2 separate regions of the Homo sapiens genome follow, and region 1 is linked to region 2. Evidence: chromatin loops called from intact Hi-C (ENCODE). Cell type or tissue: left lung. All regions are shown on one strand. Each heading gives the region's core, and the rest is flanking DNA. Links, peaks and the distances in the headings are about the cores only. Region 1 has its middle 8.1 kb from the start of C5AR1. Region 2 has its middle 29 kb from the start of MEIS3.

What was found. A loop is a pair of places that touch in the nucleus more often than their neighbours do. Peaks named below come from ENCODE experiments on the same cell type or tissue, not always from the same donor. Only the 100,000 strongest peaks of a DNase experiment are listed, where the experiment ranks them.
Region 1: it touches region 2 in a loop (5-fold over the local background); 90 of 110 quality-filtered maps call a loop at or near these places.

What each region holds. Positions count from the first base shown.
Region 1 is chr19:47,294,368-47,309,245 of GRCh38, reverse strand. It overlaps a transcript of C5AR1 not described here. Among named protein-coding and RNA genes, the nearest start is that of C5AR1, 8.1 kb to the left of the region's middle. In left lung, for the core only: a CTCF peak has its summit at 3,768 (motif pointing right); a DNase peak (open chromatin) is centred at 3,785.
Region 2 is chr19:47,382,744-47,397,621 of GRCh38, reverse strand. No RefSeq gene overlaps it. Among named protein-coding and RNA genes, the nearest start is that of MEIS3, 29 kb to the left of the region's middle. RefSeq lists enhancers at 4,020-4,667, 4,668-5,314. In left lung, for the core only: CTCF peaks have their summits at 5,790 and 5,996 (motif pointing right); a DNase peak (open chromatin) is centred at 5,981; H3K27ac peaks cover 380 bases; H3K27me3 peaks cover 736 bases.

The DNA of each region.
Region 1 (14,878 bases), core at 2,308-4,807, 86 kb after region 2:
AAGCTCAGGAATGCAGTTGGCTTAAACCCCTCCCTTGGGATTCAAGAAAGCAGAGACTGTAACCTCCACTCAGCCTCCCGGCCAGGCTGATTTGAGACCCAAAGAGGCTGAGCTAGTCTGCGGAGGTAGCCCAGCATTTAAGTATATTTTACTGTTAAATCTTCCTTCTAGGGCCAGGTGCAATGGCTCACACCTATAATCCCAGCACTTTGGGAGGCTGAGGCAAATGAATCACTTGAGGTCAGGAGTTCAAGACGAGTCTGGCCAACATGGTGAAACCCTGTCTCTACTAAAAATACAAAAATTACCCAGGTGTGGTGGCAGGTGCCTGTAATCCCAGCTACTTGGGAAGCTGAGGCAGGAGAATTGCTTAAACCTGGGAGGCAGAGGTTGCAGTGAGCCAAGATTGCGCCACTGCACTCCAGCCTGGGCAACAAAGCAAGACTCTGTCTCAAAAAAAAAAAACCATCGTCACCAGCCTGGCCAATATGGTGAAACCCCATCTCTACTAAAAATACAAAAATTAGCCAGGCGTGGTGGTGGGTGCCTGTAATCTCAGCTACTCAGAAGGCTGAGGCAGGAGAATTGCTGGAACCCAGGAGGCGGAGGTTGCAGTGAGCAGAGATTGCACCATTGCACTCCAGCCCAGGCTGACAACACCAAGACTCAATCTCAAAAAAAAAAAAAAGAAAAGAAAAAGAAAAGAAAAGAAAAAAATCATCCTTCTAGGGTTATAAAGTTGGCAATAGAAAATGGAGCTACCCTGTCCCCCAACTACACAAGCCACAACCATCTCCATCTATTATTGTTACATTGTAATATATAATGAAATAATTATACAATTCAACATAATGTAGAATCAGTGGAATCCCTGAGCTTGTTTTCCTGTAACGAGATGGTCCTATCTGGGGGTGATGGGATACAGTGACAGATCATCAGGCATTAGATTCTCATAAGGAGCTTGCAACCCAGATCCCTCACATGCGCTGTTCACAACAGGGTTCATGCTCTTTTTTTTTTTTTTTTTTTTTTTGAGATGGAGTCTCACTCTCTCACCCAGGCTAGAGTGCAGTGGCACGATCTCGGCACACTGCAACCTCCGCCTCCCAGGTTCAAGCGATTCTCCTGCCTCAGCCTCCCGAGTAGCTGGGACTACAGGTGCCTACCACTGCACCCGGCTAATTTTTGTATTTTTAGTAGAGACGTGGTTTCACCATCTTGGCCAGGCTGATCTCGAACTCCTGACCTCGTGATCCACCCGCCTCAGCCTCCCAAAATGCTGGGATTACAGGCTTGAGCCACTGCGCCCGGCCTGGGTTCACGCTCTTATGAGAATGTAATTCCGCCCCTGATCTGACAGATCAGGCGGTAATATGAGCGAAGGGGCGTGGCTATAAATACAGATGAAGCTTCACTTACTCACCTGCCACTCACCTCCTGCGATGCTGCATGGTTCCTAGCAGGCCATGGACTGGTACAGGTCTGCAGCCCAGGGCTGGGGGCTAAGATACTTCCTAGAGCCTGGGGCAAGGAAGGAGCCTAGATTACCTTCCCGAGGCTGCTGTAACCAATTAGCACAAACTGCGGGCTTAACACCAGGACCGGGCGCAGTGGCTCATGCCTGCAATCCCAGCACTTTGGGAGGCTGAGGCGGGCAGATCATTGAGGTCAAGAGTTCAAGACCAGCCTGGCCAACATGGCAAAACCCCATCTCTACTAAAAATACATAAATTACCTGGGTGTGGTGGTGCATGCCTGTAGTCCCAGCTACTCGGGAGGCTGAGGCACAAGAATTACTTGAACCCGGGAGGTGGAGGTTGCAGTGAGCCAAGATGGCACCACTGCACTCCAGCCTGGGCGACAAAGCAAGACTCCACCTCAAGGAAAAAAAAAGAAAAAAAAAGCCAGACAATTATTTTGGCATGGTTCTGCAGGCCAGAAGTCCAAAATCAAGATGTCACCACTCCCTCCAGAGGTTCCAGGGGAGAATCTGTTCCTTGCCTCTCCCACCTTCAGGTGGCTCCTGAAATTCCTTGGCTTGTGGTTGCACCACGCCCGTCCCTGCCTCTGTGGTCTCATCACCTCCTCCTCTACCGTATGTCTCAAATTTCTATCTTCCTCATATAAGGACTCTTGTGATTCCACTGAGCCCACCCAGACCCAATCCAGGATAATCGCTCCCCCATCTAAAGATCTTTAACTTCATCCTATCTGCAAAGTCCCTTTTGCCATGGAAGGTCACCTGTTCACAGGTTCAGGGGATTAAGATGTGGACATCATTGGGGATCATGATTCTATCTGCAACAGGGTCTGAGAAGCTAGAGAGTAAGTGTGTCCAGTGGTGGAGAGAAGCCTTGAATGCCGAGCTAAGGAGCCTGGACATGGCCTTTCCTTCGAAATAGATGCATGACCTGTCAACCTCTCACCACCTCGGCTCTGTTACCCTGATCCAAATCACTATCACCTTCTGCTTGGACCATTACAGCAGCCTCCTCTCTGGGATCTTCACTGCCCCCCCTCCGTAGTCTCATCTCCACCAGCAACCAGAGGGAGCCTATTAAAATCTAAGTCAGATCAAAGCACTCCTCTGCTCAGAATAGGGGGTTGCCTGATTTAGCACACACACCTACACAAACAAAAACACATTACAGACTGCCCAGTTAACTTTAAATTTCAGGGTTGGGCCTGGTGCTTCATACCTGTAATCCCAGGGCATGGGGACACCGAGGAAAGATCGCTTGAGGCCAGGAGTTTGAGAGCAGCCTGGGCAACATAGTGAGATCCCATCTCAACAAAATAAATTAAAAATTAGCTGGGCATGGTGGCACGTGCCTGTGGTCCCAGCTACCTGGGAGGCTGAGGCAGGAGGATCACTTCAGCCCAGGAGATCAAGACTGCAGTGAGTTAAGATCACAAAAATATTTTTTTTTTCACATTTTACCTGAGAATCTTGTATTTTATCTGGTAACCACAGCTCAGAGCCCTCCCTTGGAGCCTACGGCACAATGAGTGTGATTGTTATGATGATTACAGAAACACACTCAATTTTTTTTTCCCATGTCCTTCTGCGACTCTACAAAACACCACCCACAACTTTCTCCCACAGTATTTTTCTACAGCAAACTTCAATTTTTAAAAATCTGGTTTTCGGCCGGGTGCGGTCCTCATGCCTGTAATCCCAGCACTTTGGGAAGCCGAGGCAGGCAGATCACCAGTTCAAGAGATTGAGACTATCCTGGCTAACATGGTGAAACCCCGTCTCTACTAAAAATACAAAAATTAGCTGGGCGTGGTGGCGGGCACTTGTAGTCCCAGCTACTCAGGAGGCTGAGGCAGGAGAATTGCTTGAACACGGGAGGCAGAGGTTGCAGTGAGCCGAGATCGCGCCACTGCACTCCAGCCTGGGGACAGAGCAACATTCTGCCTCAAAAAAAAAAAAAAAAAAATCTGGTTTTCTTTTAATTGCAAAGGAAATGCATGCTCATTGTAAATATTTAAACAATCCAGAAATACACTCCTCCCCACTCTAAAAATAGAAAAAAGAAAAAGACACCAATGAAAAGTCCCATTCCTGTCACGCTTCTGAATTCAGCTGGGAATTCACCTAGACTTTTACAAAGGTGGAGTTTGTGTTTGGCCATGGACACGCGGGTACACGATGTTCAGCAAGTTTTAGTTCCGCTAATTGAAGCCATGTGCGCAGTCTGCGTTACTCACCCAGGATTTCCAAGGTCGATTTGTGGCGATTTGGAGCATTATAGGAATGCCGTGTTGTTCTAGCCCTGACCTCCAGGGGGCGCAGGAGCGGGGAGGTTCAGGAAGCCAGGTCACAGGAACTTGACTTTTAGGATTTTGGATGGAAGTTGCCTCCTCAGCCGTAAATCATGGGTTCTTAACATTTTTAGGCCCGGGACCCTTGATAAAGGTGTCCTTGATAAAACACCCCCTCAGAAGAAAAAGAATTTTTTTAACTTTTTATTTCGATGGAATGTCAAATGAAAAAAGTTGCAAGAATAGTAAAAGCGGCCGGGTGCGTTGGCTCCCGCCTGTAATCCCAGCACTTTGGGAAGCCGAGGAGGGAAGATCACTTGAGGTAAAGAGTTCGAGACCAGGCTGACCAACATTGTGAAACCCCGTCTTTAATAAAAATACAAAAAAGTAGCTGGGAATGGTGGCAGGCACCTGTAGTCCCAGCTACTTGGGAGGCTGAGGCAGGAGAATCACTTGAACTCAGGAGGAAGAGGTTGCAGTGAACCGAGATCATACCACTGCACTCCAGCCTGGGCGACAAAGTGAGACTCTGCCTCAAAAAAAAAAAAAAAGAAAGAAAGAAAAAGAAAGCAATTGGGGCCAGAAGCAATGGCTCATGCCTGTAATCCTAGCATTTTGGGAGGCCATGGTGGGAAGATCACTGGAGTCCAGGAGTTCCAGACCAGCCTAAGTAACATAGTGAAACCCCCATCTCTACAAAACACAAAAAATTATCCAGGTGTGGTGGAGCACACCTATAGTCCTAGCTACTTAGGAGGCAGAGGCAGGAGGATCACCTGAGCCCAGGAGGTCGAGGCTGCAGTGACCTATGATTGTGCCACTGCACTGCAACCTGGACAAAAGAGCAAGACCCTGTCTCGAAAAAAAAAAAAAAAAAAAGACAGAGGCCGGGCACGGTGGCTGACGCCTGTAATCCCAGCACTTTGGGAGGCTAAGGCGGGTGGATCACCTGAAAGTCAGGAGTTCAAGACCAGCCTGGCCAACATGGTGAAACCCCATCTCTACTAAGAATACAAAAAATTAGCCAGGTGTGGTGGTGGGCACCTGTAATCCCAGCTACTTGGGAGGCTGAGGGAGAAGAATCACTTGAACTCGGGAGGTGGAGGTTGCAGTCAGCCGAGATCGTGCCATTGCACTCCAGCCTTGAGTGACAAGGGCGAAACTTTGTCACACACACACAGAAAAAAAGAAATTGGCTCATGCAATTGTGGGGGCTGGTAAACCCTAGAAAAATAATACAGGCGTATATATCTATGTCTACTTATGTTTTTCCTGGAATCATTTGAGAGTACTTTGGAAACATCATGCTCCTTTACCATAAATTTGTTACTGTGTATCTCTTATATTGCGGTTATGACAGGATATTCTCTGACATAACCACAATATATTTATCAAAATAAGGAAATATGCCACTGATACCACACTATACTCAGCCCTCACTGAAATTTCACCAGTTGTTCCAATAACTTTTTTTTTTTTTTCTGAGACAGAGTCTCAATTTGTCGCCCAGGCTGGAGTCCAGTGGCACAATCTCGGCTCACTGCAACCTCCGCCACTCAAGTTCAAGAGATTCTCCTGCCTCAGTCTCCCAAGTAGCTTGGATTATAGGCGCCCAGCCACCACGCCCGGCTAATTTTTTTTTTTTTTTTTTGAGATGGAGTCTCACTCTGTTGCCCAGGCTGGAGTACAGTGGCGTGATCTCGGCTCACTGCAAGCTCCGCCTCCCAGGTTCACGCCATTCTCCTGCCTCAGCCTCCCGAGTAACTGGGACTACAGGCGCCCGCCACCATGCCCAGCTAATATTTTGTATTTTTTTTTTTTTAGTAGAGACAGGGTTTCACCGTGTTAGCCAGGACGGTCTTGATCTCCTGACCTCGTGATCCGCCCGCCTTGGCCTCCCGAAGTGCTGGGATTACAGGCATGAGCCACCAAATTTTTGTATTTTTAGTAGAGATGGGGTTTCGCCATGTCGGCCAGGCTGGTCTCGAACTCCTGACCTCAGGTGATCCTCCCACCTCGACCTCCCAAAGTGCTAGGATTACAGGTGTGAGCCACCATGCTGGGCCCCAGTAATGTACTTTATCACTTTGTTTTTCTGGATAACGTTTTGGTTTTCATTTTGGTTTTATTATTTTTTGTAGAGTCGGGGGTCTCACTATGTTGCCCAGGCTTGTCTCGAACTCCTGGGCTCAAGTAATCCTCTCACCTCAGCCTCCCAAAGTGTTGGGATTGCAGGCAAGAGCCACTGCACCTGGCGTCAGAATGATGTTTTTGTAAATACATTTTAAAACACTTTGTTCTGTTTTAACAGCATAAGAAATCCTTTAGCTGGGTGCAGTGGATCACGCCTGTAATCCCAGCACTTTGAGAGGCCAAGGAGGGAGGATTGCTTGAGGCCAGGAGTTCAAGACCAGCCTGGGCAACATGAAGAAACCCCATGTCTACAAAAAATACAAAAATTAGCCAAGTGTAGTGGTGCACACTTGTGGTCCCGGCTACTCTGGAGACTGAGGTGGGAGGATCACCTGAGCCTGGGAGATTGAGGCTGCAGTGAGCTATGATCGCACCACTGTCTATGATCACCCAGCCTGGGTGACAGAGCGAGACCCTGTCTCAAAAAAGAAAAGAAGAAGAAGAAGGCCGGATGCGGTGGCTCACGCCTGTAATCCCAGCACTTTGGGAGGCCGAGGCAGGTGGATCACGAGGTCAGCAGTTCGAGACCAGCCTGGCCAACATGGTGAAACCCTGTCTCTACTAAAAATACAAAAATTAGCCAGGCGTGGTGGCACACGCCTGTAATCCCAGCTGCTTGGGAGGCTGAGGCAGGAAAATCGTGTGAACCAGGAGGTGGAGGTTGAAGTGAGCCGAGACCGCGCCATTGCACTCCAGCTTGGGCGACAGAGCGAGACACCGTCTCAAAAGAAAAAAAAAAAAGAAGAAGGAAAAGAAGAAGAAGTCTGTTGTTAGTTTTAAATTTGCTTACTCAATCACCTCCCTAATGGTGAAATTTTAGGTGGTTTCCAATATTTTGGGTTATAATATAATGAGCACCTTTGTATATATATTCTCGTATGCATGTACAAGTATTTATGGTAGATGACTCTCTAGAAATGAAATTGCAGGACAGAGTGTGTACACACCATTTTTTATGTTGGTAACTTTTTTTTTTTTTTGAGATGGAGTGTCGCTCTTGTTGCCCAGGCTAGAGTGCAATGGTGTAATCTCGGCTCACCACAACCTCCGCCTCCCGGGTTCAAGCTATTCTCCTGCCTTAGCCTCCCGAGTAGCTAGGATTATAGGCATGTGCCACCACGCTAGGTTAATTTTGTATTTTTAGTAGAGATGGGGTTTCTCCATGTTGGTCAGACTGGTCTCAAACTCCCGACCTCAGATGACCCACCTGCCTCGGCCTTCCAAAGTGCTGGGATTACAGGCATGAGCCACTGCGCCTGGCCTGTGTTGGTAACTTTTGTGCCAGTGTCCCTTCATCCTCTTCTTCAAGATCCAGACCAGCAATGCCCATTACGGCAGCCACCAGCCACATCTGGGCACTGAGTGCTTGAAATACAGTGAGTCCATATTAACATGGGCCGTGAAAATGACACACATACTGGATTTCAAAGACTTAGTACCAAAAAAACAGATTGTAAAAGATCTCAATAAGGCCAGGAATGGCTGCTCACATCTATAATCCCAGCACTTTGGGAGGCCGAGGTGGGCAGATCACCTGAGGTCAGGAGTTCCAGACCAGCCTGGCCGACATGGCAAAACCCCATCTCTACTAAAACTACAAAAATTAGTCGGGCATGGTGGCGGGTATCTGTAATCCCAGCTACTTGGGAGGCTGAGACACAGGAATCACTTGAACCCGGGAGGTGAAGTTTGCAGTAAGCCGAGATCATGCCATTTCACTCCAACCTGGGTGACAGAGCAAGATTCCAACTCAAAAAAAAAAAAAAAATCAAGAACACACAAAACTAGACTTCGATGTTATAAGCCAGGAAAGAAGTTATTTTTGAGGGGTAAAAACGGAAGGCGGGGGTCTGGATGCTGGGAAAAGTCTTTTTCTTGATCTGAGTGTTGGTTACACAGGGATATTCAGCTGTAAAAATTCTTTAAGCTTATTATTGGTGAACTCTTCTGTCTGTATTTTTATATATCAATAGAAGTCCTTTTTTTATGCTGGGCGCAGTGGCTCACGCCTGTAATTCCAGCACTTTGGGAGGCCTAGGCGGACGGATCACCTGAGGCCAGGAGTTCGAGACCAGCCTGGCCAACATGGTGAAGGGAAGGGAAGAGAAGAGGAAGGGAGGAGAGGAGAGGGGAAGGGAAGGGAGGGGAGGGGAGGGGAGGGGAGGGGAGGGGAGGGAAGGGAAAGGAAGGGAAGAAAAAAGGCCGGGTGCGGTGGCTCACACCCGTAATCCCAGCACTTTGGGAGGCCGAAGCGGGAGAATCACCTGAGGTTGGGAGTTCACGACCAGCCTGACCAACATGGAGAAACCCTGTCTTTACTAAAAATACAAAATTAGCTGGGCCTGGTGGCACGTGCCTGTAATCCCAGATACTCGGGAGGCTGAGACAGGAGAATCGCTTGAAACCAGGACGCGGAGGTTGTGGTGAGCTGAGATCGCGCCACTGCACTCCAGCCTGGGCAACAAGAGTGAAACTCTGTCTCAAAAAAAAAAAAGAAAGAAAAGAAAAGAAAAGAAAAAGACAAGACAAGACGAAGGAAGGAAGGAAGGAAGGAAGGAAGGAAGGAAGGAAGGAAGGAAGGAGAAATAGAGAAAGAGAAACAGAGAAAGAGAGAGAGGAGGGAGGGAAGGAAGGAAAGGAGAGAAGGAGGGAGGGAGGGAAAGAAAAAGAAAGAGAAAGAAAGAGAGAAAGAAAGAGAGAGAGAAAGAAAGAGAAAGAAAGGCGGAAGGAAGGAAGGAAAGAAAGAAGGAAGGAAGGAAGGAAAGAAAAAGAAAGAAAGAAAGAAAGAAAGAAAGAAAGAAAGAAAGAAAGAAAGAAAGAAAGAAAGAAATCATGACCAAAGGGCACATGGAGCACATGTTATTTTGCATTCACAAACCCATCGCACCGTGCAATGCCAACCCCCATCAGGAAGGATGGACTGAGCAGGCGGCTGCAGCTACCACATCCCAAGGAGAAGCAGCTGTGCCCAGCCACCAGCTTGCCAGCGGCCACAGGAAGCCCAGAACCAGCCAAACTGGGCTGGTTGACCACCACTTACCACCCTCCACTCCCTTGGCACGAGGGTTCCTCAGCTGTGGCCACAGTGGCTTTTGAGGCAGGATGTGGTGGGCTCATCAGCGGCAATGCTTGTGCCCATGCAGTTATCCGACCCTGGCCTGACCAACTTACCAGAAACTCTAGCACCACGGGGGGTCTGAGTAAGGCCCAGAGGCCGCAATAAGCACCGGGGGAGGGATACAGGCAGGAGGAAGCTGGAGGATGCGCCAAGCTGAGGGCATCTCAAAGGCGGGCAGAAAACATCAGCACCAGCAATAATAATAAAAATAGGGCCGGGTGGCTGGGCCTGGTGGGTCATGCCTGTAATCCCAGGACTTTGGGAGGCCGAGGCGGGCGGATCACGAGATCAGGAGTTCGAGACCAGCGCAGCCAACATAGTGAAACCCCGTCTCTTCTAAAAATACAGAAATTAGCCGGGTGTGGTCACACACGCCTGTAGTCCCAGCTACTCAGGAGGCTGAGGTAGGAGAACCACTTGAACCCAGGAGGCAGAGGTTGCAGTGAGCTGAGACCATGCCACTGCACTCCAGCCTGGGTGACAGAGCAAGACTCCATCTCAAAAAAAATAAATAAATAAAATACACAATTTAGCCAGGCATGATGTCACTCGCCTGTAATCCCAGCACTTTGGGAGGCCAAGGCAGGCAGATCACGAGGTCAGGAGTTCGAGACCAGCCTGTCCAACATGGTAAAACCCCATCTGTACTGAAAATACAAAAATTAGCCAAGCGTGGCGGCATGTGCCTATAATCATAGCTACTCGGGAGGATGAGGCAGGAGAATTGCTTGAACCTGGGAGGCGGAGGTTGCAGTGAGTCAAGATCATGCCACTGCACTCCAGCCTGGGCGACAGAGCAAGACTCCGTCTCAAAATAAATAAATAAATAAAATACACAAATCAGCCAAGCATGGTGTCACGCACCTGTAATCCCAGCTACTGGGGAGGCTGGGGCAGGCGAATCACTTGAGCCCAGGAGGCAGAGGTTGCAATGAGCCGAGATGTCGCCATTGCACTCCAGCCTGGGCGAACAGAGCGAAACTCCATCTCAAAAATAATAATAATAATTTTAAAATAATAGTAATAATCATAGTGCTTGCTCAGGACCAGGGGCTCTTCTAAGCCTTCATAACCAACAAAGTAGGTGGAGATGAGACGTGCAAGCTCACAGAATGCAGAATGGAGGCCAGGCGTGGTGGTTCATACCTGTAATCCCAGCACTTTGGGAGGCTGAGGTGGGAGGATCACTGAGCTCAGGAGTTCGAGACCAGCCAGGCCAACATAGCATGACCCCATTTCTACAGAAAAAAATTGTTTTTGGCCAGGCGCGGTGGCTCACGCCTATAATCCCAACACTTTGGGAGGCCGAGGTGGGCGGATCATGAGGTCAGAAGATCGAGACCATCCTGACTAACGCGGTGAAACCCCGTCTCTACTAAAAATACAAAAAATTAGCCGGGCGTGGTGGTGGGCGCCTGTGGTCCCAGCTACTCGGGAGGCTGAGGCAGGAGAATGGCATGAATCCAGGAGGCGGAGCTTGCAGTGAGCCGAGATTGCACCGCTGCACTCCAACCTGGGCAACAGAGCAAGACTCCGTCTCAAAAAAAAAATTGTTTTAAATTAGCCAGGCACAGTAGCACACACCTGTAGTCCCAGCTACTCAGGAGGCCGAGGTGGAAGAATCACTTGAGCCCAGGAGTTATCCGACCAGCTGCAGTGAGCTGTGATTGTGCCACTGCACTCCAGCCTGGGCAACAGAGTAAGACTGTGTCTCTAAAACAACTAAAAAAAAAAAAAAATACAGAATGGAAGCTGATATTATTACACTGAAAATTCTAGAATTCTCTAATTCTAAAGTTGTAAGTGTTTAAGAGTGTGATTCGAGTCGAATGTTGCTTACCTGAGGCTGAGAAGGGAAGGTGGGAGGGAGACATAAAGAAAAATGGGTTAATGGGTACAAAAATACAGTTAGAACCAGATGCAGGGACTCACACCTATAATCTCAGCACTTTGAAGGCCGAGGTAGGAGGATTGCTCGAGGCCTTGAGTTTGAGACCAGCCTGGCCAACATGGCGAAACCCTGTCTTGATTAAAAATACAAAAATTGGCCGGGCACAGTGGCTCACACCTTAATCCCAGCACTTTGGGAGGCTGAGGCGGGCAGATCACGAGGTCAGGAGATCGAGACCATCCCGGCTCATATGGTGAAACCCCATCTCTACTAAAAATACAAAAAAATTAGCCGGGCATGGTGGCGGGTGCCTGTAGTCCCAGCTACTCGGGAGGCTGAGGCAGGAGAATGGCATGAACCTGGGAGGCAGAACTTGCAGTGAGCTAAGATCGCACCTCTGCACTCTAGCCTGGGCAACAGAGCAAGACTCCGTCTCAAAAAAAAAAAAAAAAAAAAAAAAAAAAAAAAAATTAGATGGGCATGGTGGCACATGCTTGTAATCTCAACACTTTGGGAGGCTGAGGTGGGGAGATCACTTGAGGTCAGGAGTTCAAGACCAGCCTGGCCAACATGGCTAAACTCCATCTTTACTAAAAATACAAAAATTAGCTGGGAGTGGTGGCGGGTGCCTGTAATCCCAGCTATTTAGGAAGCTGAGGCAGGAGAATCACTTCAACCCGGGAGGTGGAGGCTGCAGTGAGCAGAGATTGCACCACTGTACTGCAGCCTGAGTGACAAAACAAGACTCTGTCTCAAAAAAAATACAAATAATAAAATAATGAAGATGCTAACCTGAGCTGGCTTGAGGAACAGGGCAAACGGGTCCAGGTGGGGAGTCCCCTTCAGTTACCCAACTTTAAGGCCATAGCCCCCTCGCTACCAAAGTGTGTTTTCTCGATCCGCATCATCAAGCTTCCTGGACATGTTAGAAATGCAAGATCTTGGCGGGGCGCAGTGGCTCACGCCTGTAATCCAGCACTTTGGGAGGCCAAGGCAGGTAGACTGCCTGAGGCCAGGAGTTCGAGACCAGCCTGACCAACATAGTGAAACCCTGTCTCTACTAAAAATACAAAAAATTACCTGGGCGTGGTGGTGGGGGCCTGTGATCCCATCTTTCACTCGCGTCCGTGTGAAGACACCACCAAACAGGCTTTGTGTGAGCAATAAAGCTTTTAATCACCTGGGTGCAGGAGGGCTGAGTCCAAAAAGGGAGTCAGCGAAGGGAGATGGGGTGGAGCTGTTTTATAGGATTTGGGTAGGTAAAGGAAAATTACAGTCAGAGGGGGTTGTTCTCTGGCTGGCAGGGGTGGGGGGTCACAAGGTGCTCAGTGGTGGAGCTTTTGAGCCAGGATGAGCCAGGAGAAGGAATTTCACGAGGTAATGTCATCAGTTAAGGCAGGGACTGGCCATTTTCACTTCTTTTGTGGTGGAATGTCATCAGTTAAGGCAGGAACAGGCCATTTTCACTCCTTTTGTGATTATTCAGTTACTTCAGGCCATCTGGATGTATACGTGCAGATCACAGGGGATATGATGGCTTAGCTTGGGCTCAGAGGCCTGACACCATCTACTCGGAAGGCTGAGGCAGGAGAACTGCTTGAACCCAGGAGGTGAAGGCTGCAGTGAGCCGAGATCACACCACTGCACTCCAGCTTGGGTGACAGAGCGAGACTCTGTCAAAAAAAAAAAAAGAGAGAGAGAGAGAGAAGGAAAGAAAGAAGAAAGAGAAGGAAGGGAGGGAGGGAGGGAGGAAGGGAGGGAGGGAGGGAGGAAGGAAGGAAGGAGGGAGGGAAATGCAAGAGCTGTGGTCCTGCTCCAGCCCTGCTGAATTAGAACCTGCATTTTAACAAGACCCCCAGGTGATTCCTGGTCACCTTTAAGGTATAAGAAGCGCTGAATGAGTACGTCACCAGGAGACACTGGCCGGTTCCCTTCCTGCTATCATCATGTAGATGGCGCCCCCTTGTGGAGATTTTATTGAGACAAGGTTTGGCTCTACCGCCCTGGCTGGAGTGCAGTGGCGAGATCTCAGCCAACTGCAGACTCGAACTCCTGGAGCAATCTTCCCACTTCAGCCTCCCGAGTAGATTGGACTACAGGCACGCGCCACCATGCCTGGCTGATTTTTTTTATTATTATTGGAGAGATGAGGGGGTGTCTCGCTATATTGCTCAAGCTGGTCTTGAACTGCTGGCCTCGGAGATCCTCCTGCCTCAGCCTCCCAAAGCACTGGGATTGCAGTCATAAGCCACTACACCCAGCCAGCCTTCTTCCTTTATGGCAGGGGGTCTATCTCTTGTTGGATTTGATCATGGGTGCGTGATTTGTAATCAGCTGAAAATCTGAAAGCACGGCAGAGATGTTTTCTTGGAAATAAGCAATTTGTATTCTTTTTTTTTTTTTCTAGACAGAGTCTTGCTCTGTCACCCAGGCTGGAGTGCAGTGGTGCAATCTCGGCTCACTGCAGCCTCCACCTCCCGGATTCAAACGACTCTCCTGCCTCAGCCTCCCGAGTAGCTGGGTTTACAGGCGTGTGCCACCATGCCTGGCTAATTTTTGTATTTTTAGTAGAGACAGGGTTTTGCCATGTTGCCCAGGGTGGTCTAGAATTCCTGACCGCAAGTGATCCGCCTGTCTGAGCCTCCCAAAGTGCTAGGATTACAGTCATGAGCCATTGCACCTGGCAATTTTCTCCATTTTAATAAGCCCTCCAAGAAGGTAACAAGGTCTTGTGGGCAAAGAAATACATATGAAACTACATCAACATCTACAGAAGAGTGGCAGATTTGCTTGGGTTCCCCAAACGCAGATTCTGAGACAATGACTTGGGTGATGGCAGTTTATTTGGGAGGTGATCCCAGGAAGCAGGAGTGAGTTAGAGAACCAAGTCAGAAACAAGGCCAGGCGCAGTGGCTCACACCTGTAATCCCAGCACTTTGGGAGGCCAAGGCAGGCAGATCACCTGAGGCCAGGAGCTCGAGACCAGCCTGACCAACATGGTGAAACCCTGTCTCTACTAAAAATACAACAATTAGCCAAGTATGCTGGCGGGCGCCTGTAATCCCAGCTACTTGGGAGGCTGAGGCAGGAGAATCTCTTAAACCCGGGAGGCGGAAGTTGCACTGACCCAAGAACACACCACTGCACTCCAGCCTGGGCGACAGAGTAAGACTCCATCTCAAAAAAAAAAAAATAAGAAAGAAATGAGAGAAAAGCCAATAAGCGCGTGCTGATCAGTGCGTCACAGCTGGGGGAAACCGGGGCTCAATACGGCTGGGGATGCTCTGAGAAACCAAGCAGAAAATACCTCCGAATCTTCCCACTGAAGGATGAGGAGTGGGCCGGCGTGGTGGCTCAAGCCTGTGATCCCAGCACTTTGGGAGGCCAAGATAGGAGGAATGCCTGAGGCCAGGAGTTCATGATCAGTCTGGGCAACATAGTGAGATCCCATCTCTCAAAAAAAATTTGTTTTTCATTAGCCAGACATGGGGCTTGTGCCTGTAGTTCCAGCTATTCGGGAGGCTGAGGAAGGAGGATCATGAGCCGGGCACGGTGGCTCACACCTGTAATCCCAGCACTTTGGGAGGCCGAGGCAGGTAGATCCCTTGAGGTCAGGAGTTCAAGACCAGCCTGGCCAACACCGTGAAACCCTGTCTCTACTACTAATACAAAGAAATCAGCCGAGCCTGGTGGCACACACCTGTAATCCCAGCTACTCACAAGGCTGAGGCAGGAGGATTGCTTGAACCTGGGAGACAGAGGCTGCAGAGCCGAGATCTCACCACCGCACTCCAGTCTGGGTGACAGAACAAGACTCTGTCTCAAAAAAACAGAGGCCAGGGCGGTGGCTCACACCTGTAATCCCAACACTTTGGGAGGCCAAGGTAGGAGGATCACGAGGTCAG
Region 2 (14,878 bases), core at 4,699-7,198:
GGTAAAAGTATTGTCCAGTCCTTTTTAAGTTGGCGGCTGAGCTTGGTGAGGTGTGTTTTTAAAAGACCTTTAGTCTGTTCTACTTTTCCTGAAGACGGAGGACCGTAAGGGATATAAAGGTTTCACTGAATACTAAGAGCCTGAAAAACTGCTTGGCTGATTTGACTAATAAAGGCTGGTCTGTTATCAGACTGTATAGAGGTGGGAAGGCTAAACTGAGGAATTATGTCTGACAGAAGGGAAGAAATGACTGCGGTGGCCTTCTCAGACCTTGTAGAAAAGGCCTGTACCTATCCAGTGAAAGTGTCTGCCTAGACTAAGAGGTATTTTGGTTTCCTGACTCGGGGCATGTTGAGTAAAGCTAATTTGCCAGTCCTGGGTGGGGGCAAATCCCTGAGCTTGATGTGTAGGGAAGGGAGGGGGCCTGAATAATCCCTGAGGAGTAGTAGAACAGCAGATGGAACACTGAGAAGTGATTTCCTTGAGGACAGATTTCCACGATGGAAAGAAAATGAGAGGTTCTAAGAGGCGGGCTAGTGGCTTGTACTATAGCATAGCCTGCCTTTGCTGGTGTGTGGCGATTAGGCCTGGTGGAACTGCCATCAGTAAATCAAGCGTGATCAGAGTGAGGAACAGGAAAGAAGGAAATATGGGGAAATGGGGTGAATATCAGGTGGATCAGAGAGATACAGTCATGGGGGTCAGGTGTGGTATCAGGAATAATGTGGGAGGCCAGATTGAAGTCCGGGCCAGGAACAATGGTAATTGTGGGACTTAAGAGTGAGTGCAGCTGAAGGAGCCGGGGAGCAGAAAGTACATGCGTCAGGTATGAGGAAGAAAATAGATTTTGGAAGTTATGAGAAATGTAGAGAGTGAGTTGAGCATAGTTTGTGATTTTTAGGGCCTCTAAAAGTATTAAAGCAGCGGCAGCCGCTGCACGCAGACATGAGGGCTAGGCTAAAACAGTAAGGTCAAGTTGTTTGGACAGAAAGGCTACAGGGTGCGGTCCTGGCTCTTGTGTAAGAATTCTGACCACACTAACCATGCCTAGGAAGGAAAGGAGTTGTTTTATAAGGGATTGAGGTTTGGGAGATTAATTGGACACGATCAGCAGGGAGAGCACCTGTGTTTTTATGATAATTATGCTGAGATAGGTAACAGATGAGGATGAAATTTGGGCTTGACTGAAGTAATGGGGGCTGTCTGTGAAGCCTTGCGGCAGTACAGCCCAGGTAGTTTGCTGAGCCTGATGGGTGTCAGGGTCAGTCCAAGTGAAAGCGAAGAGAGGCTGGGATGATGGGTGCAAAGGAAGAGTAAAGAAAGCATGTTTGAGATCCAGAACAGAATAATGGGTTGAGGAGGGAGGTATTGAGGATAGGAGAGTATATGGGTTTGGCACCATGGGGTGGATAGGCAAAACAATTTGGTTGATAAGGCACAGATCCTGAACTAACCTGTAAGGCTTGTCTGGTTTTAGGACAGGTGAAATGGGGGAATTGTAAGGGGAGTTTGTAGGCTTTAAAAGGCCATGCTGTAGCAGGAGAGTGATAACAAGTTTTAATCCTTTTAAAGCGTGCTGTGGGATGGGATATTGGCGTTGAGCGGGGTAAGGGTGATTAGGTTTTAATGGGATGGTGATGGGCATGTGATCGGTTGCCAGGGAAGGAGTAGAGGTATCTTATACTTGTGGGTTAAGGTGGGACACAAGAGGAAGACGCGAAGGAGGCTTTGGGTTGGGAAGAAGGGCGGCAATGAGATGCAGCTGTAGTCCAGGAACAGTCAGGGAAGCAGATAATTTGGTTAAAATATCTCGGCCTAATAAGGGAACTGGGCAGGTGGGGATAACTAAAAGGAGTGCTTTAAAGAGTATCGTCTAAGTTGGCACCAGAGTTGGGGAGTTTTAAAAGGTTTAGAAGCCTGGCTGTCAATACCCACAACAGTTATGGTGGCAGGGAAACAGGCCCTTGAAAATAAGGTAATGTGGAGTGGGTGGCCTCCATATTGATTAAGAAGGGGACGGACTTACCTTCCACTGTGAGAGTTGCATGAAGCTTGGCGTCTGTGATGGTCTAGGGGGCTTCCGAGGCGATCGGGCAGCATCAGTCTTCAGCCGCTAAGCCGAGAAGATCTGGGAAGCAGTCAGAGAGCCTTGGGCCAGAGCTTTAGGGGCTCTAGGAGTGGCTCCTGGGTGAGCTGGGCAGTCTGCCTTCCAGTGGGTCCCTGCACAGATGGGACATGGCTTGGAAGGAATCCTGGGCTGTGGGCATTCCTTGGCCCAGTGGCCAGATTTCTGGCACTTGAAGCAAGATCCTGATGGAGGAAGTCTTGTAGGAATGCTTGACTGCTGCTGCTTAGGCATTTTGAAGTTCTTGTAGCTGGAGGTATGGCTGGGTTTTGTCTCACAGCAGAGACAAGTAATTGTAACTCAGAAATGCGTTGCCATCTGGCTGCTTCCTCTCTATTATTGTACACCTTGAAGGCGAGGTTGCTTAATTCCTGTTGTGGGGTTTGAGGGCCAGATTCTAATTTTTGAAGTTTTTTCCTAATGTCAGGAGTGGACTGAGTGATAAAATGCATATTAAGAATAAGGCGGCCTTCTGGCCCTTCTGGGTCTAGGGCGGTATAGCGTCTAAGTGTTGCTGCTAAGTGGGCCACGAACTGGGCTGGGTTTTCCTCTTTACCTTGGGTAGTTTCTTTAAGTTTGTCATAATTAACAGCTTTGTAAGCTGCCTTTTTAAGCCCTTCAACTAGGTAGGAAACCATGTAATCTCACCTAGCTATACCTGGGGAATTTGCCTGATAGTTCCATTGGGGACCCTCTCGGGGAACTGCTCTACTGCCTTCCTGGAGGTCTGGCTCATGAAGCCGGCGGTTATCAGCGTGAGATTGGGCTAGAGAAAAACTCTTTCCCACTCATCTGGGGAGAGGGCAGAAGTCAGGATGATATTAAGTCACTCCAGGTTAAGTTGTAGGACAGAGTTAGATATCGGAATTCCTGTATATGTTTAGTGGGGTCTGATGAGAAAGAGCCTAAACGCTGACTCACCTGAGAGAGGTCTGATAGAGAAAAACGTACATGTACCCTGACTGTGCCTTCAGCTCCAGCCACCTCTCTAAGAGGAAATTGTTGGGCAGGTGGGGAAGAGCTAGTCGTGGAACTAAACTGTAAGCTGGACAGGGTGTGAGGACACCCTGGGTGTGAGGACGACAGAAGGATTATCGGGTGGAGGAGCGGAGGCTGAGGAAGAATTGGGACTTAGCTCGGCCTGGCGAGGAGGGGAGAGGTCAGATGGGTCTGTAGAAAAGGAAGACTGGAAAGACTCAGCGACGCTTGGGGTTGGGACTGAGGGGACAGGCGGGAGGGAAAGAAGGAGGATTTGGGACGAGTTGCATTGGGAACAGAGACTAGAAAGGGACCGATGTGTAAAAGAATACCTGGACGTCAGGCACCTCAGACCATTTGCCCATTTTTTGACAAAAAATATTTAGGTCTTGTAGGATGGAGAAATCGAAAGTGCTGTTTTCTGGCCATTTAGAGCCATTGCCCAGTTTGTATTGGGGCCAAGCGGTGTTGCAGAAGAAAACAAGGGGTTTAGGTTTTAGGTCAGGTGTGAGTTGAAGAGGTTTTAAGTTCTTGAGAACACAGGCTAAGGGAGAAGAAGGAGGAATGGAGGGTGGAAGGTTGCCCATAGTGAAGGAGGCAAGCCCAGAGAAAAGAGAGCATAGAGACACGGAGGGAAGGGGTTCGGGGGTTCTTACCCTCCAGAAAAGTGGGAAAGGGGTCGGGATGTGGAAATAAGGGATTGGGGGTTCTTGCCCCCTAGAAAAGGTGGAGAAGGGGTAGAGACACAGAAGGGGTTGGGGTACTTGCCCCTCCCCCAGAAAAGCGGGACTTGCCGCTAAGGGTGAAAGACCAAGGCAGGCATCCCTGCGCGGTCTGACACCTCTGAAACCTGGGTGAATAATCAGAGAGGTGTCCCTGCAATGATTAAACACCAAGGGAAGGCTGCCTTCCCAGTCCGTGACCGGCACCGGAGTTTTGGGTCCACAGATAAAACGTGTCTCCTTTGTCTCTACCAGAAAATGAAAGGAATTGAAATTAAGAGAAGGGAGAGATTGAAGTGTGGTGCCAAGATTGAAAGGAGAAAGAGGTTGAGGGATAGTGAGGGAGGTTGGAGAAGAGAGTAAAAAGAGGCCGCTTACCGGATTTGAAATTGGTGAAATGTTTCTTGGGCTGGTGGGTCTGAGGACCTGAGGTCACAGGTGGATCTTTTCTCACGGAGCAAAGAGCAGGAAGACAGGGGATTGATCTCCCAAGGGAGGTCCCCTGATCCGAGTCATGGTACCAAATTTTATGCGCGTCCATGTGAAGAGACCACCAAACAGGCTTTGTGTGAGCAATAAAGATGTTTATTTCACCTGGGTGCAGGAGGGCTGAGTCGGAAAAGAGAGTCAGTGAAGGGAGATAAGGGTGGGGCCGTTTTATAGGATTTGGGTAGGTAAAGGAAAAAGGGGGGTTGTTCTCTGGCGGGCAGGAGTGGGGGGTCACAAGGTGCTCAGTAGGGGAGCTTTTGAGCCAGGATGAGCCAGGAGAAGGAATTTCACAAGATAGTGTCATCAGTTAAGGCAGGAACAAGCTATTTTCAATTCTTTTGTGGTGGAATGTCATCAGTTAAGGTGGGGCAGGGCATATTCACTTGTTGTGTGATTCTTCAGTTACTTCAGGCCACCTGGGCGTATACGTGCAAGTCACAGGGGATGTGATGGCTTGACTTGGGCTCAGAGGCCTGACAAGACTGAACTAGGGTTGGGATTGTGTGACAAGCTGGTCTCTATCAACCGTGTCTGTGTCCACGGCATTGTTGTGTTGCGATCGCGCTCCTCCTAGGTCAGAACTTACAGTGGGAGTTTGGGAGGCCGAAGTGGGTGGATCACCTGAAATCAGGAGTTCAAGACCAGCCTGGCCAACATGGTGAAATCCTGGCTCTTTACAAATACAAAAATTATGGTGGGCACGGTGGCTCTCGCCTGTAATCTCTGCACTTTGGGAGGCCAAGGCAGGCGGATCACTGAGGTCAGGGGTTCGAGACCAGCCTGGCCAACAAGATGAAACCCCATCTCTACTAAAAATACAAAACAATTAGCTGGGTGTGGTGGCGGGTGCCTGTAATCCCTGGCTACTCAGGAGGCTGAGGCAGGAGAATTGCTTGAACCTGGGAGGCGGAGGTTGCAGTGAGCTGAGATTACGCCACTGCACTCCAGCCTGGGTGGACAGAGCAAGAATCGGAAAGCCTGACTCCAATGGGGATAATTGGATCTCAGGGTGGCAGGGACCAAGTGACAGAACTTAATGACCAAAGGCAAGGTGGGTGGTTACCGCTTGGACAGCAGAGTCAGAGCAGCCACCAGAGTGCTATGACTTGGCCGGGCGGTGGTTCATGCCAGTAATCCCAACACATTGGGAGGCCCAGGTGGGAGAATCTCTTAAGGCCAGGAGTTCGAGACTAGCCTGGGCAACATAGTGAGACCTGTCTCTACAAAAAGTTTAAACAATTAGCCAGATGTGGTGGTGCAGGCCTGTGGTCCCAGCTACTCGGGAGGCTGAGGCAGGAGGATCACTTGAGCCCAGGAGGTCGAGGCTGCAGTGAGCTGTGATTGTGCCACTGCACTCCAGCCTGGGCAACAGAATGAGACTCTATCTCTAAAGATAATACATTTTTAAAAAGAATTCCAGGAATCCACCCCTAACACCAGCCCCTCCCCTCCCTCTGCAGAACAAAGGCCCCATCAGAGGGGACATGCTGGGCGTCAGGGTCGGCTTCCGGGAGGAGGAAGGTGGGAGCTAAGACCTGAAGGATGATGAGGCGTGATGTGGGTGGAGGGGAGAAGCTCAGGAGATGGGGAAGGCGGAGGTGCACAGGCCCTGACAGGATAGAGGGAGCCGCGGAAGGGAGGCCGGCCTGGTGGAACCTTGAGGGAAGGCAATGATCCTGCATCCCTCCAGGGGGCGCTGGAGAGCCATAGAGTTCTTTTTGTTAACAGCTTCATTGAGACCTGATTCATACATAAAATTCACCCATTTAAAGCGTACAGTTCAATGGCTTTTAGTGTATTTATAGGGTTGTGCACCTGTCACCACAATCAATTCTAGAATATTTTCAACATCCCCAAAAGAAACTCTGAACCTCCTAACAGTGATCGCCGGCCCCCAGTCCTCGGCAACCACTAATCCCCTTTCTGTCTCCATGGGTTTGCCTATTCTGGACATTTCACGTAAGTGGAATCACGCTACACTGCCCTTTGTGACTGGCTTCTTTCAGTAGCATGTCTTCCAGCTGCAGCACTGCTGTAGTGTCTGTCAGTCATTCCATTTTTTTGTGTGTATTTTTTGTTTTGTTTCTTTTTTAGAGACAGGGTCTCGCTCCGTTGCCCAGGCTGAGTGCAGTGGTGTGATCTCGGCTCACTGCAACCTGGATCACCCAGGCTCAAGCGATCTTCCCACCTCAGCCTCTCAAATAGCTAGGACTACAGGCATATACCACCACGCCCAGCTATTTTTTGTATCTTTTGTAGAGATGGGGTCTCACTATGTTGTCCAGGCTGGTCTCGATCTCCTGGGCTTAAGCCTCAGCCTCCCAAAGAGCTAGGATTAAAGGCGTGAGTCACCACGCCCAGCCTGTCATTCCTTTTCATTGCTGAATGATATTTCATTGTCCTGGAAGAACTCTGAGCAGAGAAGGGACAGAGTCGGGCTAGCGCTTTATCCCTCCAGTGGATTAGACGGGGTAGGATGGGTTGAATTGTGTCCCGCCAGAGGGTATGCTAATTCCTCTTCCCAGCGCCTGTGCATGTGACCTTATTTGGAAAAAGGGTCTTTTCAGATGAGGTCATAGGGTGGGCTCTGGTCCAATATGACACATGCCCTTCTATAAAAGGGGACTGCCGGCAGTGTGACAGAAGCTAGAGAGAGGCAGGGAAGACTCCTGGCAGGTTCCCGAGGGAGCTCAGCCCAGCCAACACCTTGACTTCCAATTTCTGGCCCCCAAGAATGTGAGAGATCTGTTGTTTCAAGTCATCCAGTCTGTGGGGTTTTGGTACACAGGGAGGCAGAGTGGAGGCGAGAGGGTGGCGAGGAGGGGAGGAGCACAGGGAGGGAGGGGCTCATCCAGGGACTGCAGGAAGGTGCATAAAGGATATTGGGGCCCAGCATGGTGGCTCATGCCTGTAATCCCAGTACTTTGGGAGGCCGAGGTGGGAGGATCACTTGAGGTCAGGAGTTCGAGACCAGCCTGGCCAACATGGTGAATCCCTGTCTCTACTAAAAATACAAAAATTAGCCAGGCGTGGTGGCGGGCATTTATAATCCCAGCTACTCAGGAGGCTGAGGCAGGACAATCATTTGAACCCAGGAGGCAGAGCCTGCAGTGAGCTGAGATGGTGCCACTGCACTCCAGCCTGCATGACAGAGCAAGACTCCATCTAAAAAAAAAAAAGAGAGAAAGGATATTGGGAAACAGAGCCAGGCATTTTGGAGATGAGGGTGTCACCAAAATGAGCATGTGTCACCTTCCAGGGATGGTCAGTGTGTGGCTGCTACAGCAACTGGCAGGGGGTAAACAGCAAAACATGGCTGGGTGCAGTGGCTCACGCCTGTAATCCCAGCACTTTGGGAGGCAGAGGTGGGAGGATCGCTTGAGCCCAGGAATTCAAGACCAGCCTGGCCAACATAGTGAAACCCCACCTCTACTAAAAATACAAAAAGTTTAGCCAGGCGTGGTGGTGCATGCCTGTAGTCTCAGCTACTTGGGAGGCTGAGGCACAAGAATTGTTTGAATCTGGGAGGCGGAGGTTGCAGTGAGCCGAGATTGCACTACTGCACTCCATCCTGGGTGACAGTAAAAGACTCTGTCTCAAACACACGTGCGCACACACACACAGCAGAAGATGGAGGGAGGAAGGACAGGGCCTACGGACTCATTGGGTGCAGCAGGTAAGAGAGAAAACCTATACCCATATTGCTGACTTGGGAAGTAGCCCTATTTGTCTCTGATGTCACAGAAGAAGAGTGACAGTCAAATGTTGGTTACTTTTCCTGTTGCCTTAGTGATCACTGTAGCTGATGTTTGCTGAGAACCGTTTATGTGCCAATCCCTGCTCTAAGCACGTGGACTAATGCATCAACTCTCAACAACAACTTGTGAGGTGGGAACGATCCTTAACTTCCTTTTACAAATGATAAAGCAGCCATACAAAATGAGGATGACAACATTCTCCTTGCCTACTCCCGGCCCACAGGGCTCTCTGTGATTCAGCAATGGTTGGCCCCTGGTGAGGGGAAACTGTGGCCTGGGCGCCTGCACTATGTTTGTGCAAGATCTGTATTCTGAAAATTATGAAATATTGCTAAATTAAAGAAGAACCGACCAGGCGCGGTAGCTCACGCCTGTAATCCCAACACTTTGGGAGGCTGAGGCAGGCAGATCACTTGAAGCCAGGAGTTTGAGACCAGCCTGGCCAACAGAGTGAAAACCTGTCCCTACAAAAAATAAAAAAATAAAAAATAATAAAAATAAAAAATTAGCTGGGCGTGGTGGTGCTTGCCTGTAATTCCAGCTACTTTGGAGGCTGCAGCATGAGAATCACTTGAATCCAGGAAGTGGAGGTTGCAGTGAGCTGAGATTGAGCCATTGCTCTATTGCACTCCACCCCAGATGACAAAGCGAAAGCGAGAATCTGTCTCTTTTTTTTTTTGAGACAGAGTCTCACTGTGTTGCCCAGGCTGGAGGGCAGTGGCGTGATCTCGGCTCAGCTCACTGCAACCTCTGCCTCCCAAGTTCAAGTGATTCTCCTGCCTCAGCCTCCTGAGTAGCTGGGATTACAGGTGCCCACCACCATGCCAGGCTAATTTTTGCTTATTTATTTACTCTGAGACGGAGTTTCGCTCTGTCGCCCAGGCTGGAGTGCAATGGTGCGATCTCAGCTCACTGTAACCTCTGCTCCCAGGTTCAAGCGATCCTCCCGCCTCAGCCTCCCAAGTAGCTGGGACTACAGGCGCATGCCACCACACCCAGCTAATTTTTGGATTTTTCATACAGACAGGGTTTCACCATGTTGGCCAGGCTGGTCTTGAACTCCTGACCTCAAGTGATCTGCCCGCTTCAGCCTCCCAAAGTGCTGGGATTACTGGCGTGAGCCACTGCGCCCAGCCTAGTCTACTGATTTTCAGTAAAGGTATTAAATTAATTCAATGGGGAAATGAATACTTTTTTCAAAAAATGGTTCTGGAACCATTAGACATCCATATGCAGAAAAATGAGCCATGAGCGTTAACTCACATCATACACAATGCCTAACTGGAAATGGACCACAGACCTAACGGTTTATATTAAAAATCTAAAACTATTAAACTAGAAGAAAACATAAGAAAAAACTTCATGATCTTGAGGGTAGGCAAAGATTTGTTAGGTAGAACAGAAAAAGTAGAAATGACAAAAGAAAATGATAATTTGAAATTCCATCAAAATACAAAACTTCTCTTGTCCAGGAGCAGCAACTCACACCTGTAATCCCAGCACTTTGGAAGGCCAACGTGGGAGGATTGCTTAAGCCCAGTTCGAGACCAGCCTGGGCAACATGGCCAGATGCCATCTCTACAAAAAATACAAAAATTAGTTGGGTGTGGTGGCACCTGCCTGTAGTCCCAGCTACTCAGGAGGCTGAACTGGGAGAATCACCTGAGCCCAAGGAGGCTGAGGCTGCAGTGAGCTGTGATTATGCCACTGCACTCCAGCCTGGGCAACACAGTGAGACCCTATCTCAAAACAACAACAACAACAACAACTTCTGCTCCGCAAAAGACACTGTTAAGAAAATGATAAACGTGGGTCAGGTGCAGTAGTTCATGCCTGTAATCCCAGCACTTTGGGATGCCAAGGTGAGAGGATCACTTGAGCCCCAGGAAGTCAAGACCAGGCTGGGCAATATGGCAAAACCTCATCTCTACAAAAAAAAACAAAAATTAGCCAGGTGTGGTAGCATGTGCGTCTAGTCCCAGCTACTCAGGAGGCTGAGGTGAGAGGATCACCTGAGCCCGGGCAGGTCGAGGCTGCAGTGAGCCATGATCACACCACTGCATTCCAGCCTGGGCAACACAGTGAGACCCTGTCTCAAAAAAACAAATTCTGCTCTGCAAAAGATACTGTTAAGAAAATGATAAAGATGGGTCAGGCGCACTGTTTCACACCTGTAATCCCAGCATTTTGGGAGGCTGAGGCGGAAGGATCACTTGAGGCCAGGAGTTTGAGACCAGCCTGGGTAACACAGCAAGACCCTGCCTGTCTCTACAAAAAATAGAAATAATGAAATGAAAAGGCAAGTATAGACTTGGAGAAAATATTTACAATATGCATATCTAACAAACGACTTGTTTCAGGAATATGTAAACAACTCTTTTTTTTTTTCTTTTTTTTTTTTGAGATGGAGTCTAGATCTGTCATCAATGCTGGAGTGCAGTAGTGCAATCTTGGCTCACTGCAACCTCCACCTCCTGGGTTCAAGCGATTCTCCTGCCTCAGCCTCCCAAGTAGCTGGGATTACAGGTGCCCGCCACCACACCTGGCTAATTTTTGAATTTTTCATAGAGACAAGGTTTCACCGTGTTGGCCAGGCTGATCTCAAACTCCTGACCTCGTGATCCGCCCGCCTCAGCCTCCTAAAGTGCTGGGATTACAGGTGTGAGCTACTGCACCTGGCCTGGAAAACAATTTCTTTTTTTTTTTGAGGCGGAGTTTTGCTCTTGTTGCCCAGGCTGGAGTGCAATGGCGCAATCTCAGCTCACCGCAACCTCAGCTCACCACAACCTCCGCCTCCCGGGTTCAAGCAATTCTCCTGCCTCAGCCTCTGGAGTAGCTGGGATTACAGGCATGCGCCACCATGCCTGGCTAAATTTTGTATTTTTAGTAGAGACGGGTTTTCTTTTTTTTTTTTTTTTTCTTTTTTGAGACGGAGTCTTGCTCTGTCAACCAGGCTGGAGTGCAGTGGCACGATCTTGGCTCACTGCAAGCTCTGCCTCCCGGGTTCACTCCATTCTCCTGCCTCAGCCTCCCGAGTAGCTGGGACTACAGGCGCCCGCCACCACGCCCAGCTAATTTTTTTGTATTTTTAGTAGAGACGGGGTTTCACCGTGTTAGCCAGGATGGTCTCGATCTCCTGACTTTGTGATCCTCCCGCCTCGGCCTCCCAATAGAGACGGGGTTTCTCCATGTTGGTCAGGCTGATCTTGAACTCCTGACCTCAGGTGATCTGCCCGCCTAGGCCTCCCAAAGTGCTGGGATTACAGGCGTAAGCCACTGTGCCCGGCCCCTGGAAAACAATTTTTAAGAGTCCACTAAAACCAAACATATATGCGTGTCCTATAATCACGTCCTATAACCCTGGATACATACAGGACAGAAATGTACAATGTATTCATCAAAATCCAGGTACTGTGTGCTCCTAGTAACGTTATTTGTACCTGGAACCAAGCCTGTGCACCTCCGCCTTTCCCACCTCCTGAGCGTCTCCCCTCCACCCACCTGATACCTCATCATCCTTCAGGCCTTAGCTCTGACCTTCCTCCTCCCAGAAGCTGACGCTGACACCCAGCACGTCCCCTCTGATGGGGCCTTTGTTCTGCAGAGGGAGGGAAGGGCTGGTGTTAGGGGTAGGTTTCTGGAAGCCAAATGTCCCTGGACAAAAGAATGGATATATTGTGATGAATTCATGGAACAGAATGAATGAACCAAGCCCATGCAACCTCATGTTGGGTAAAAGAAGCTAGACACAGACAGCACATTCTTGTGAAGTTTTAGAGTGGCCAGCACTAGAGGACAGATTAAGAATGTTGGTCACGGCCGGGTGCAGTGGCTCACGCCTGTAATCCCAGCACTTTGGGAGGCTGAGGCGGGAGGATCACCTGAGGTCAGTAGTTCAAGACCAACTTGGCCAACATGGTGAAAACCCGTCTCTACTAAAAATGCAAAATTAGCTGGGCATGGTGGCGGGTGCCTGTAATCCCACATACTCGGAAGGCTGAGGCAGGAGAATTGCTTGAATCCCAGAAGCAGAGGTTGCAGGGAGCCGAGATTGCACCGTTGCACTCCAGCCTGGGCGACAAGAGCAAAACTCCATCTCAAAAAAAAAGAATATTGGACACTCCTGGGAGACGGAGGAGCTGGGCTGCAGCGGGTGGAGGGCTGCTGGTGTTTTATTTTTTTATCTGGGTGCTGCTGGCACAGGTATGTTTCATCTGGGAAAATTCACCAAGCTGTTTACTTATAATTTGTGCATGTTAGCCTTCAAGAGGAACATTTTAAAAGACTGTTGAGGCTGAGCGTGGTGGCTCATGCCTGTAATCTCAACATTTTTAGGAGGCTGAGGCGGGCAGATCACCTGAGGTCGGGAGTTCGAGACCAGCCTGACCAACATAGAGAAACCCCCGTCTCTACTAAAAATACAAAATTAGCTGGGTGTGGTGACACTCGCCTGTAATCCCAGGTACTTGGGAGGCTGAGGCAGGAGAACCACTTGAACCCGGGAGGCGGAGGTTGCAGTGAGCCGAGATTGAGCCATTGCACTCCAGCCTCAGCAACAAGAGCGAAACTCCGCCTCAAAAATAAATAAATTAAATAAATACTGTTGAATGAGCCGGGTGCAGTGGCTCACACCTGTAATCTCAGCATTTTGGGAAGCTGAGGTGGGCAGATCACCAAACACAAAATTTAGCCAGGTGTGGTGGTGCACGCTTATAGTCCCAGCTACTCGGGAGGCTGAGGTGGGAAGATCACTTGGTGTCAGAAGGCAGACATTGCAGTGAGCTGAGATTGTGCCACTGCACTCCAGCCTGGGCAACAGAGCAAGACCCCATCTCAAAGAAAAAAAGTATATAAACCCCTAGTTTTAGTTAGGGAGACGGATTTGAGACTGATTTCCCATCTCCTCAGCCACGCATCTGATTAAAGCCTTCTTCCTTGGAAAGAAAGGAAGCCCATGGTTCCAGACCAACCTGGGCATCATGGTGAAACTCTCTACAAAAAACAAACAAAAAAACCTATTCACACCCAAAAATTAGCTGGGCATGGTGGCACATGCCTGTAATCCCAGGTACTTGGGAGACTGATTTGGGAGGATCACTTGAGCCCAGGAGGTGGAGGCTGCAGTAAGCTGAGATTGCACCACTGCACTCCAGCCCGGGCAACAGAACGAGACCCTGCCTCAAAAAAAAAAAAAAAAAAAAAAAAAAAAAAAAAAAAAAAAAAACTGTTGAATGGAATCTGTTACCAAAAATCAGGGGTTCAGTCCAGGTCCTGCTGCTGGTCGCACAGAAAGCCAATCACTAAAGCGAGTATTGCCAAGAAGAAGGCTTTAATGAGATGTGCAGCCAAGGAGATGGGAAATGACTCTCAAATCCATCTCCCTGACTAAGACTAGGGGTTTATATACTTTTTTTCTTTGAGATGGGGTCTTGCTCTGTTGCCCAGGCTGGAGTGCAGTGGCACAATCTCAGCTCACTGCAATGTCTGCCTTCTGACACCAAGTGATCTTCCCACCTCAGCCTCCCGAGCAGCTGGGACTATAGGCGTGCACCACCACACCTGGCTAATTTTTGTGTTTTTTAATAGAGACAGGGTCTTGCTATGTTCCCCATCCCAGTCTGGAACTCCTGGACTCAACTGATCCACCCTTATCGGCCTCCCAAAGTGCTGGAATTACAGGCATGAACCACCATGCCCAACCTTTTTTTTTTTTTCTGTTTCTAATATGGTGAATCAGATTGATTTTCAAATGTTAAATCAACCTTCCATTCCTAGAATAAGCCCCAGTTGGCCATGATGTACTGTATTTATATATTGCTAAATATGATGTGCTGAACTCCTATTTAGGGTTTTTGTCTATGTTCATAAGGCTTAGAGTTTTCTTTTCTTGCATTGTCATAGCCTGCTTTTAGCAGCAGGATAATGCTGACCTCATAACATCAGTCAGGAGGCGTCCTCCCCTATGCTGTGGCCAAGTGGGTGTGGGCGAGTATCATTTCCATGTTTGGTAGACGTCACCAGGGAGCCCATCTGAGCCTGTTCTCTTTGTTAACTATGAATTACATTTCCTTAATAGAGTTGTTCCGGTTATCTATTTCTTCCTGAATGAGCTTTGGGTAGCTAGTGTCTTTCAATAATTTTTTCCATTTCAAATGAGTGAATTTCTGTGTGGCACGTTGTTTATCGTATTCTCTTCTCCTTTTCGCATCTGTAGGACCTACAGGTTGTCCTCCTTCCATTCCTATGCCGTGCCTTCTTTTTCTCCTGAGTGATTTTATTGTTCTTTTCATTTTCTTTTTTTCTTTTAGAGATGGAGTCTCGCTCTGTCACCCAGGCTGGAGTGCAGTGGCACGATCTCGGCTCACAAGCAACCTCCGCCTCCTGGGTTCTAGCAATTCTCCTGTCTCAGCCTCCTGAATAGCTGGGATTACAGGCACACGCTGCCACGCCCAGCTAATTTTTTGTATTTTAATAGAGATGGGGTTTCACCGTGTTGCCCAGGCTGGTCTCAAACTCCTGAGCTCAGGCAAACCACCTGCCTCAGCCTGATTTTTTTTTTTTTTTTTTTGAGATGGAGTTTCACTCTTGTCGCCCAGGCTGGAGTGCAATGGCATGATCTCAGCTCATTGCAACCTCTGCCTCCCAGGTTCAAGTGATTCCCCTGCCTCAGCCTCCCCAGTAGCTGGGATTAAAGATGCCCACCACCACACCCAGCTAAGTTTTTGTATTTCTAGTAGAGACAGGGTTTCACTATGTTGGCCAGGCTGGTCTCGAACTCCTGACCTCAGGCGATCCACCCGCCTCAG